Linked DNA regions of Homo sapiens: regions 1 and 2 are each linked to region 3. The links are chromatin contacts, found by Hi-C or POLR2A ChIA-PET in ENCODE. All regions are on one chromosome and are shown on one strand. The core of a region is the stretch at or near the end of the contact, and the rest is flanking DNA. Distances in the headings are between cores, read along the strand shown. Region 1 overlaps ITGA9 (integrin subunit alpha 9). Region 2 overlaps ITGA9 (integrin subunit alpha 9). Region 3 overlaps ITGA9 (integrin subunit alpha 9).

Region 1 (3,772 bases), core at 142-2,641, 150 kb before region 3:
TCACACTCTCAGGTCATCATTTCCAAAGCATGGACTCACTTATTTGGTCCCTATTTAGTCCCCCATTTTTATGCCCTTGCAGAAGTTTTGAAAGAAAAACTGATGGTAAATGAAGGCTTCCAAGGTTCAGGGTTGGCCTTGGGACACTTAAGAGAAAGGATCTGTCCTGTGTGCCAAGCTCCCCAGATGGATGAATGCTTGAGAGAGCCTGTTTACTACTTTGCTGGGAGAGAAAAATCTCTTTCCTCCCAGCCAGCTTCACATGCCAGGTCAGCACCATGACTGGGGATTTATGGTGGGCACTGTATCAGGGAAAGAAGAATTAGACAAAAATAACTAAAGGCTACTATGTCTCAGGTATGGTCCTAAGTGCTTTACATGAATGTCTAATTTAATCTTTGCAACAAATTTATAAGGTCAACATTATTCTTAGCTCAGTCTCACAGATAAGAAAACTTAGGCATCTGTTCTGTAATTGAGGCAGCATTAAAAAAAAGAAGAAGAAAACTAAGGCCAAGGCAGAGACATCATTGAACTTGCCCAAGGTACAACACATATTAAGTGGTGCTGGGATGGGAGCAGATTTAAGCCAGAAAGTCTGGTGACAAAACCCTACTCTTAACCACTGTATTGTGCTGCTTTGTAGACAAGCTAAAACTTAAACGCCATCATGCTGAAGTGGCTTGACGTATTCATACGCCTGAGAGGGATACTAGCACAGTGAGTGCTGAAGAGTACGGAAATGGGATTAAACCTAGGCTCCACCACTTAGAAGACCTGTAAGACCCTCATCTCATGTGTAAAAAGGGATAATCCAGGGTTTCTCAGCCTCAATGCTGTTGGCATTGGGGCTGGATAATTCTTTGTTGTATGGGGAGCTGTCCTGTGCATTGTGGGGTATTTAGCAGCATCCCTGGCATACCCACTAGATGCTAATAGCGCTGAACTAGTTGTGGAAACCAAAAATTTCTCCAAAAGTTGTGAACTGTGTCTTAGGAGACAAAATTACCCTTGGTTGAGAACCACTGGGATAATTATACCTACCGCTCAGAGGTTGGGGTAGATAGTTTGCAAAAACGCCCACTCTCCAACCCTCCCTTTAACTACATCCCTTGCAGTTTTGACTTCGCAGCTACTCCCATCACGAGGTAGATTTTATTCCCCCACCTTGAATTTGAGCTGAAATCATGACTTGCTCTCACCAACAGAATGCAGCAGAAATGATGCTGTCTGTTCCAGGCCTAGATTTCAAAAAGCCTTGGAACTTCTACTCACTCTTTTGGAACCCTACAGGAGCCTGGGCCAGCCTGCTGGGGATGAGAGCCACTAGCTAAATCACTCCCCTTGTTCCAGACAACATTTGGGTTCCAGCTGACCTGCAGCTAACCACAGACACATGAGTAAGGTTGGCCAAGAACAGCCGAGCCTGGCCCAGAACTGAAAAACTGCCTAGCTAACCCCTAGAGTTATGAGCAAATAGAAATGATTGCTGTATTAAGCCCACTAGATTTGGGGGTGGTTTGTTATGCTAATGAATTCAGAGCTGCTGTGAAGAACAAATGGGAACACCTTTGAGCTACCTGGGCCCTGCCTAGCCCACAGGAAGCACTCGGGAAGGGGTAGCCATGATGATGTGGTCACTCACCCACCCCCTTTGCAGAGCCTGTGCTGCCAGCCAAGGGCAGGGCAGCCCTTGCCTGTCCACACACCACTTTCTAAGAAGCCACAGACAATTCTTCCTTTTTAGTTAAAGCCCCAAGGAGAAGTAGAACTGACATCCATAGGTGAAAACATTAGTAGAGAGAAAGAATAAAAGAACAATTGCAGAACAGTAGCATGGATTTTACTAGGCTCCAAGTGGTGAGATCATGTGCTCAAGTTCATCTACCGGAAAGAAGAGAAGCCAGGGCCTGGAGAGAAGCAGAATGTGCACAGGTGATCCTGACATCGCCTCATTTCACTTTGTACTTATGTCCCCTGGGGGCTGAGGAATGACATTCTGAACACAGAAAAACATACCAATTCAGAAGATGCATGACAAAAAATGGCCATCAATTTTATTTACTGTCCCCAAACCTTCAAAGTACTTGAGGGTACTGCAAATAAAAAGAAATATAAGAAGAACACAAACATAATAAAAACAAGGGAGGTGTTTCATAAACGTCTTCAAATAAATATTTTCCTTGCCTGCTGAAGGTGCAACCACTTCTGAGAACCCACTTAAACAGAAAAGAACTTGTTGAAAAAATTACTAAACATTACTAAATTACTAAATCCTTAAGTAAATATTTGCAAATTACTGAAGTACATTTTTTATGTGAATTGCACTAAACTCTTAAGAAATTTTTTAAAAATTTCAGTATGAATCATTTTGTAAGCAGAAGGAACTTGTGATTAAAGTAAATCAGTTCCTTATTTACCTTTTTCAAAGTCTGGATTTTATTTGCTTAGCTGATAACTTCTTGTATAGTATAGGTTAAATGTCCTAACTTTTTAGACATTTTTAGATTTAATGTTTTTCTTAATTTAGATCCAGTGTCAAGAACAGTGATCAGAAAGAGGCAAGGTCTAGATTGAAGCCCCACCCCTCCAGAACACAAACTTTTACTTCTTCATCTGTACTTAGAACATAGACTGTCTTTTCTTTGAGCCTATGGAAAAATCCTAGTAAACTGATTGTGGTCATGAGAAGAGCTACTGATGCTTTTGCTCAAATGTCAGAAAGCAATTACAGGTTGAACTGTTCTGGGATCCTGTTCCGAGATCAGGGTCAGAAATGGTTTATGATATGCCTTAGATGTTCTGTGTCACTTCTTTCTGGCCCAACTCTGATGATTTCAGCTTTGTACCATCTTCAGTAGCATTCTGAGGGCACCCAAACTCAATGACACCCCTGGCCAGGGCAGGACAATCCATTCCTTGGAGGTGGCCCTTAACAACCTGGGATTGGAGCTGGGGCGTGAGTGCTCCAGTCTCCTGTCCTATAGGTAAGCATTTCTAGGTGACTTTCTATATGCTTCTCAAAAAAGTCTTAGCACCAATGGCAGTGACCTCAAAGACATACCCTCCTTTTCTTCCTTCTTTCTTACTTTCTGGGGCGCTACTCAAATAAACCACCTGCACCTATGCATCTATGGTTTCAGGCGTTGCAACTGACAGGTACCATTTACCCTTGAGTCATTACATCTCAGGAAAAACAATGGACTGAAAAGAGCACTTTGGGAAGAAGCAGAATCAAAAAGTCCAGATAGTCCAACTGAGACGGAAAGGGAGAATTCCAGAGGGAGAAGATAGAGAGAGGGCATATTGATAGCTTGAAGAGACAGCAAGGAAGAGTCAAGGACACGGGGTCCTCCTGGAGCTGACTCATGTGTGCAGGGGGAAGGAGATGGAACCAGAGTGTAAAAAATGAACTTGCCTGGGTCCTCACTCTGCAAAGCCAAACTTCCTCTGGTTTCATTTCCCCCCAAATGGCACACCCACCCCACAGAGCTGACAGACTATCTACCAGTCTTTCCACTTTTTGCTGCCTCCAACCTTAAGTCCCCACCAGGAAGAGAATGAATGGATGACTTCAGAAAAGGAAGATACCACATGGGGCCTGGCCCCACTAGAACATTCCTTCTTTCCAGATGAACAAATGGGAGGACTGAGCAGTGAATGAGGGTTTGCTCGGGGTGGGCCAGAGGAAGTTTTTTATACTAGAAAGCTGGGTGAATCATTGCTTTAAAAAAGCTCAGATGCTCAGTATGCATGCTCTTTCCTCTCACTG
Region 2 (3,563 bases), core at 448-2,947, 210 kb before region 3:
GATTACGAGGCCTGGCCACCCAAACACATTTGGTCTGGGTTTAGAGAAACAGAACCTCTGAGCCCTGCAGGATGCATCCATCCCTCATTAAAATCAGGCGTGGGAGCAGAGTTCCTCCTTGCTCTGCACATCGGTGCTTCAGGTTTCTAGGCAGGGAGAGGAAGCTTGGGAGCAGAGCTCCAGCCCAGCCAGTGTTGCTAATGTGCTTCAGGTGTGAAGAGCTAGCACTGTCATCTGGCCACAAGACGCCAGCGGAGAGGGGCAGGGAGCTGGGAAAGGCAGGGCAAGCGAGTGAGAAACAGCCTAAGCCTCAGTGTCAACCCCAAGGGGCAGAGTCACAGCTCAGAAGTTAGTTTCTGTCTCCCGCCGGGAGTTTCTGGGGTGGCCTGTGAACAGGGTAATGGCGATGGCGTGATGTGATGCAATGTGACACCTCATCTGCCCCTGGTGGGATCTGGAAAGGGGAAATGAGGACTGAGTCTGCGGTGAATGAAAATCTTGGCCAGTTGTGCTCCCGACTGTGGTTACATGGGAATCACTTCAATCGGGGAAAGCAACGTTTTTCTGAAAGGTTCAGGGTGGTCCCCTTTCAAAAGGAGATTGAAGGTTGCCTGGTGCTACATAAGTCTGATTCAGACCAGCTAATCCTATTGCAGTCACACCTTCAGTCCTCAGCTAAAACTCAGGAACTCAGTACCTACCAAGGGTCATCAAGGTGGAGGGAGGCGGTCCTCTAAGTGTGTTGAACAGGTACCAATGTGACAGCCATGACAACGGCACCTAACACTTGCATGGCCCTTACTGCACGCCAGGCTCTCGGTGCTTTCCACACATTAACATTCAGTCCTCACAGCAGTTCCCTGAAGCAGGTGCTATTACTGTCCCCACATTTTTGTTTTTTTTTTGAGATGGAGTCTTGCTCTGTTACCCAGGCTGTAGTGCAGTGGTGCGATCTTGGCTCACTGAAACCTCTGCCTCCTGGGTTCAAGTAATTCTCCTGCCTCACCCTCCCCAGTAGCTGGAATTACAGGCACACGCCACCATGCCTGGCTAAGCTTTTTGGATTTTTAGTAGAGATGGGGTTTCACCATATTGGTCAGGCTGGTCTTGAACTCCTGACCTCAGGAGATCCACCTGCCTTGGCCTCCCAAAGTGTTGAGATTACAGGTGTGAGCCACAGCCCCTGGCCTACTGTCCCCATTTTACAGATGGAGGCAAGCTGAGAGGCAACAGGAGGCCCAATTACAACCAGAGGCTCCCCAGGTAGCAGGCCACAGAACTGGGCTGGGACACACGTCACACAGCTGCAGACATCTGCTTATCACCACTTTCCTGCACTACCTCTTAGGTGGAAGCTGAGGATGGGGCTGGGGCAGGAGTCACAGAGGAGTAGAGGTGGAGGGAAAGCTTCCTTTCCTCTTACTGTGGTCAGAGGAAGAAACCACTAGCCTGGAAACCTCAGCATTCTCCAGCCTGACCCATTTCCACCACTGTAGCAAAAAAAAATGACTCCTGCCTAGACCATGGGAGACAAAAGTGCCTGCTGACTGAGAAGAGGCCTATTCTGCACAGTCTCTTGGGCTGGAAGGGGGGAACAGAGCATTCTGGAATGTTGTTTCTGGAAGGCAGCTGCGAGATCATGCAGTCCTTGTGGCCTCAGCTGACAGATAAGGAAACAGAGGTCCCCGAGTTCAGCGACTTGTCCAAGGTCATGTCCGGGCCCCAGTGAAGTTCTGTGGTACAGACGCTCTTGATGAATACTCAATAGTCCTGGCTTCAGCCCTAGCTCTGCCTGCTAACAGCCGTGCCAGTTTGGGTCTCCAGGGCCTCAGTTTCCTCATCTACACATGAGGATGTTGGCCCATGTAGTCACTCAGGTTGTCCTTAGTTGCTAATTCCTCACTTCATGAACTGTCTGTGCATTTTCATTACAGCAGGGGACTACCTTATCTCATCACACAGATAAACAATTACTGACTATCCATCCTCCCACAACTTGGTTTTAACCGCACTCTTTGCTCAAAGTCAAGGGGACATGATGCTTTTTTCATGTGTTGCAGACAACCCAAGCATCCCCGGCCAATGACCAACAATGTCATTTCCTTGGCTGGCTAAGGACTCTGTGGCCATCGCCCCCTTGCTCTTCTCTGCCCAGTCAGTCCTCATTTATTTCCCAGGCTACCGGAGTCCAAATGCTTCTCATGACATGGCTGCTTATCTCTCAGGGCCTCTGGGAGCTGGCAGAGGTCCATGGCTATTAGAATTTGAACAAAAGGACTTCACCAGGCACCCAAACAAGGAAAGGAGGATGCAGGACACAGTGACAAGGCTGTATTCTACCAAGGCAGGTACTGAGGGTTTTCTGTTGGCATCTGTCCTCCCCTTTACCCCAAAGAGGACATTGTGCAAACTGAAACCATGAAATGGTGGTGACTGGGGAAGCTGTCAGGAACCCTGGCTGTGGGAGCCCAAGGAGTGGCCATCACTTGGTGGCAGAGTCTGGGTCAGCCTCAGTGAAAGGAGCTGTCATGGTCAGAAGCCACCACGGTGCCAGGCCTGTGAGAGGATAAAGAATCCCCTGTTCACTCTAGGGGATCTGGCAAGACCTTGCTTCATGAAGTAGTGGGTTTGAAGTGTGAATCAGGGCTGATTCCATAGGTGTGATACTGAGAAAGAGAGCAGACCCTTTGTTTCAAATGTTGTCGTCATCTGATCCCAGGTGGAGAAGGGAAGTCAAGAGCTGTTACTTTCCAGGCTGAGGTGGTCAGATAAACGGCTTGGAGGAAATGGCATTTCCATGTTGTAGGCTCAGTCAGGCACTTCTAAGAGTTGTCTGTTGACTCAGAGCAAGAGAGAGGACACAGGTTTCCTCCCACAGGGCCCCAAACAGAGCAGCCAAACACAGTCCCTGTGCCTGGGTTTGAACACTGAAGAGGCAGAAAAGTCCTCTGATCTTTTTTCTAAGTGTCATGCTCCAAGCACATCATCCTGGGAAATCGCTTATGGTCCCATCTCTATACTGAGTTCAGATATCAATGGAAATAATACAATATTAGGTGCTATTAGTATGTTAGAGAACGGCATATGCTGAATCCTTACGGCACCCATGTGTGGAGGGTACTGCTCTCAGAAGGGTGACCATATAATTTATTGTCTAAACTGGGACATTTTTGAGGTTCAACCAGCTAGAACAGCAGCACAGAGACATTTATCAGGGATGTGACAGATAAGCTTTAACTTCTGCTCTCCTTAAATTCCACCCCTTTTTACAGATGAGAAAACTGAGGCCCAGAGAGGTTAAGTAACCTGTCATGTCTGAGAAGCACATCTCGAAAATCCCCACCAGGATGCTCTGTCCCACTCCATCTTCCTTGCACCAGGCTGCATAGTAGCTATTCCACATACTGAAGCCCAAACACCACCTGACCACCACCTCACTGTTTATCCATTCGCAGCCCCTCAGAGCACAGCTCCTAATGAGATTATAAATCTTGTCTACAAATTTCTCCCTCCACCAGGAAGTCAGCCCCTCTCATATCTGACCCAGAGGAAGTGGCATTGCA
Region 3 (3,667 bases), core at 159-2,658:
AAGGCATGGACCAGACTTCAAGCTCTTCAGAAGAGGTTTAAGTGACAGTCATTGTTTAAACTGCAGAGGCCACAGACAGGCAGGGAAGATCAAACAGAAGTGCAGAGAACCTCCAGTCCCCAGGACTCCTGCCTGCCCTGGACTCACAGACCCACATTGAGCTTTCCTCCCACCTCAGAGCACGGACACACGTGCACAGGAGCGGCTGAAAAGTGCAACCTCGTCCAAGACCAGGAGAAACCTAGCACCAATCCACCCAGAAATGGGCCATCCAGAATGGAGTTTTCTCTTTCTCAGACTAACTAGGTAATAATAATGAGAAAAGCCATCATCTTTTGCATTCAAAGTCATAGAACTAGTTGGTTGCTGGATGGGATTCAAACCCAAGACTTGGCTGCTTACCAGCTGTGAGATCTTAAATAAATTAAATGCTCTAAATCTCAGATCCCTCAATGGTAAAATGAGATTTTATTTTATTTTTATATATGTAGATATAATTCTGATACAATTTTCTGTATATAATCACATATTAACATATGTAATTGTATTCTTTATAAGGACTTCATGTACATGTAAAACATGTAGCATATAGTAAATGCTCAATAAAAGATAGCTATTATTGTTACTGTTACAACTTAATTTCTTCTTTTTATTTACATAGCCCTTAATACATTTTTTTTAAAAGAAGCAACTCTCTGTCACCCTCTTCACACAAATCTCCTGGGATGCATGTGAATAAACTATTCATCCACCATTGGACCCACCATTGTTCCAACTCCCATGAACTGGGGCTAGGGCTGTCTTGTGAAAAGACCCCCAGGCTACCTATGGATGGCTGCTTCGAAGGGGTGGGTTTCCTCAGCCTGGGCGCTTCCCTAGCTCTCTGTAGGTGACAGAATCCTTTCTGCCGCACACAGCGTACTCACTACAATCAACAAATTCCCCATCTGCAAAACAGAAGTCACCAAGGAGGCTGGTGGCCCACAGTAACCTGTCAGGGAAGAAATATAGGAGGCCACCATTTTCTCACAAAATGCAGGAAGGACCCATGCAATTTCTAAGCTGGCTTCTCGTATTCTGTTTGCCCCAAGAAAGCAGACCCAAGAAAAGGAGAAGGAAAACCACTTTAAAATTTTCTGCTTAATAAGAGCTTGTACCTCAAGAGCTTCCTGGTCTCTGAGAAGGGGAAATAGATTTCTGACATAGCTGTGTCCAAAAACACTGCAGTGAAGTTTAAAAAAACTGCTGAAAAGTCAAGCTCAGTCAGTTGACTGCTGACAACACTGTCCTTCAAGCAATAGGCAGAGAATGCAGAAGAAATTATAGCCCACACCACCCTCCTATAAGGGGCACCCCCTCCATTAACACACATCAGCGTGGGCTGGCGAGCTGCACTAGGTCACATAAAGTCAGTGCTGCTGACTCAAGCCTGGCCCCACGTTGTTGATGAGGAGCACTCGCTCTCACGGTCAGTGTGAGGAGAGAGGCATCTGGCCCCTCCGAGGCCCACTTGCTTCTGATACCTGCATCAACTGCCAGCTGGTGGCTTTGTCCGTTTTCCCCTGTAACTTTTGGTATCTATGTCTTCGAGCTCCTTGCTTTGTGGTCTATGGACCAGCAGCACCAGCGTCACCAGGGAGCTTGCTAGAAATTCACCTCAGATCTGCTGTATCAGGATCTGCATTGAACAAGGTCCCAGGTTCTTCGTGTGCACGCTAACGTGAGGAGTCCTTGTCAACCAGCCCGTGAAGATGACTGAGAGGCTCTGGCTTGCTCTGGTCCAGAGAGAAAGAACGTGCCAGCTCCGAGAGCTGCCTTACCATTTGCCCTCTTCTCTTCCCACATTTCTTATTTGCTCCATACTTTCTATTTTCTTCTCACCATCTGCTTCTAATCATTTTTTAATCCCCCAAAAAACTATGAAACGAGTCTTGACCCCTTCCAAATGCAGAGGCAGTTAGAAAGAGGAAAAGATTTGCAGGGTAGAGCAGAAGGAAAAAGGGGCCCAGTGTTTACCAGACCCCTACTAAGAAGTCAGTATTCTGCTCCCCATTTCAGCTGAGGACACTGAAGCTCAGCAGTAAAGGTGAAGCAACTTGCCTGAGACCATGTGGTTGATCAGAGCAAGACCTGGTCCACCCTGGCCTGGCCCAGCCCCTGCCATGCTAAGCAGGAAGAGTGCTTCAGTTCATGTGCTTCACACATGTTGAGTTGAAAGGGAATCTTTCCACCCAGCACTAGCAAGAGCATCAGGAAGGAGGGCTTTTCTACGCTAAAAGGCAATATTGTAATATGTCCCAAACCTAAAATGCCTTCCCTTTCCCACTGAGCAATACCACTTCCATCCTCTGCACTGCCACCTTTTATCTAGTTCTATGCCACTGAAAACAGAAAACATCACATCCAAGATGGTGACATCCTTTGAAGGACCCACTCAACTTGGTGAACCATCCAACCTTCTTCTGTTCTGTTTCCCCCATTGTATATGGGGCCTGTATGTGGATATAAACATTTGTGTGTGATTGTTCCAAAACACTAGAGGGAGAGATTATGTTCCATGGTACACTTGCAACTCAGGTTTTAATCAGCATGTCTAAGTACAACGTGAAACAGTCAATGTGACCTCAATCTATTATTTGTATTTCCATTTGGCTGTGTGGCTTGATCTGTGTGACTAGTGCCTTGGGAGGCTCCATGCTGTACTGTGGCAGGAGCTGTGAGTTGTCTGTCCAGTGTCTGTCCCTCTCCTTCTTAAAAATCAAACTTCAATATCTGCACTGTCCAACATGGTAGCCACTAGCCACATGTGTTATTTCAGTTTGAATTTATATTAATTAAAAGTATAGAAAAGTAAAAAGTCAATGCCTTATTGGCACTAGCCACATTTTAAGTGCTCACAGTCATATGTGGTCACTGGCCACCATATTGGACAGTGCTGATACGGAACATTTCCTTCATCACAGAAAGTTCTGCTGGAGAGCAAAACTCTATAGTGATAGGATTTATAAGATGTCTAGCTGGTACTTAGACATCTTCCAACCTCTTTTAAAATATGGATGGTCAATGCGTTATAAGCAGAAGTCACTGGAGGCTCTTTACAGGGGCCTCAGACCAGATTATAAAGAGCCCCTTTGCATGTCCCACTTCTTCCTGCATGAAAAACACATACAATGGCTGGAGCCCCAGAGCCATTTTAGGGGTAGGAGGAAAAGATGCTCTTAGTGTTGGAGTGTCCACAGCTCAGCCCTTGGTCCCCCTCTCTTCTCTATCTCCCCTCACACCCTGGGTGATCTCATCAAATCTCCTGGCATTAAATACCATCTGTCTGCTGGCGACTCCCAAATTGATACTTCTTACTCAGACTACTACTCAAACTGAAGACTCATACATACGCATACACACTTAAACATCTACCAGTGTGTCTAAAAACAAACTCCAGATCTTCCCCCTTTCAACCTGCTCACCTGCACCTTCCGTTGAAAACACCACCAGTGACAACTCCATCCTTTTAGGTACTCAGGCTGAAAAGCTTGGAGTGACCCTTGATATCTTATTCCCTCACAACTGACAATCAAACCCTCAGGAAATGCTGTAGGATCCCCCTTCAAAATGCACGCAGAATTTGACCACTTCTCACAATGTTACCACTATGGCCCCAGTGGAGCCA

What was found. A loop is a pair of places that touch in the nucleus more often than their neighbours do. ChIA-PET counts read pairs that join two places held with the same protein, here RNA polymerase II (POLR2A). Pooled maps may share reads with other maps.
Region 1: a loop to region 3 is called in a map of K562, with 2.0 times the contacts of the local background. The contact joins two enhancer-like sites. A Hi-C loop is called at or near these places in 2 of 168 maps with a recorded cell type or tissue (K562 and mammary epithelial cell) and 2 of 50 pooled maps. POLR2A ChIA-PET finds 5 or more read pairs at or near these places in 1 of 52 experiments (Caco-2).
Region 2: a map with no recorded cell type shows a loop between it and region 3 (2.3-fold over the local background). The contact joins two enhancer-like sites. A Hi-C loop is called at or near these places in 5 of 168 maps with a recorded cell type or tissue (Caco-2, GM12878, HepG2 and 2 more), 20 of 37 single-sample maps with no recorded cell type and 11 of 50 pooled maps. POLR2A ChIA-PET finds 5 or more read pairs at or near these places in 2 of 52 experiments (HEK293T and Panc1).

Annotation. Positions count from the first base shown.
Region 1 is chr3:37,705,775-37,709,546 of GRCh38, reverse strand. All of the region lies in intron 18 of ITGA9 (integrin subunit alpha 9), which reads right to left. Among named protein-coding and RNA genes, the nearest start is that of ITGA9-AS1, 150 kb to the left of the region's middle. Within about 2 kb of position 1,391, at least 3 of the 41 ENCODE cell types and tissues checked have a DNase peak (open chromatin) inside an H3K27ac peak, as active enhancers do.
Region 2 is chr3:37,769,750-37,773,312 of GRCh38, reverse strand. All of the region lies in intron 23 of ITGA9 (integrin subunit alpha 9), which reads right to left. All of the region lies in intron 3 of ITGA9-AS1 (ITGA9 antisense RNA 1), which reads left to right. Among named protein-coding and RNA genes, the nearest start is that of ITGA9-AS1, 90 kb to the left of the region's middle. Within about 2 kb of position 1,697, at least 11 of the 41 ENCODE cell types and tissues checked have a DNase peak (open chromatin) inside an H3K27ac peak, as active enhancers do.
Region 3 is chr3:37,554,623-37,558,289 of GRCh38, reverse strand. All of the region lies in intron 15 of ITGA9 (integrin subunit alpha 9), which reads right to left. Among named protein-coding and RNA genes, the nearest start is that of ITGA9, 100 kb to the right of the region's middle. Within about 2 kb of position 1,408, at least 4 of the 41 ENCODE cell types and tissues checked have a DNase peak (open chromatin) inside an H3K27ac peak, as active enhancers do.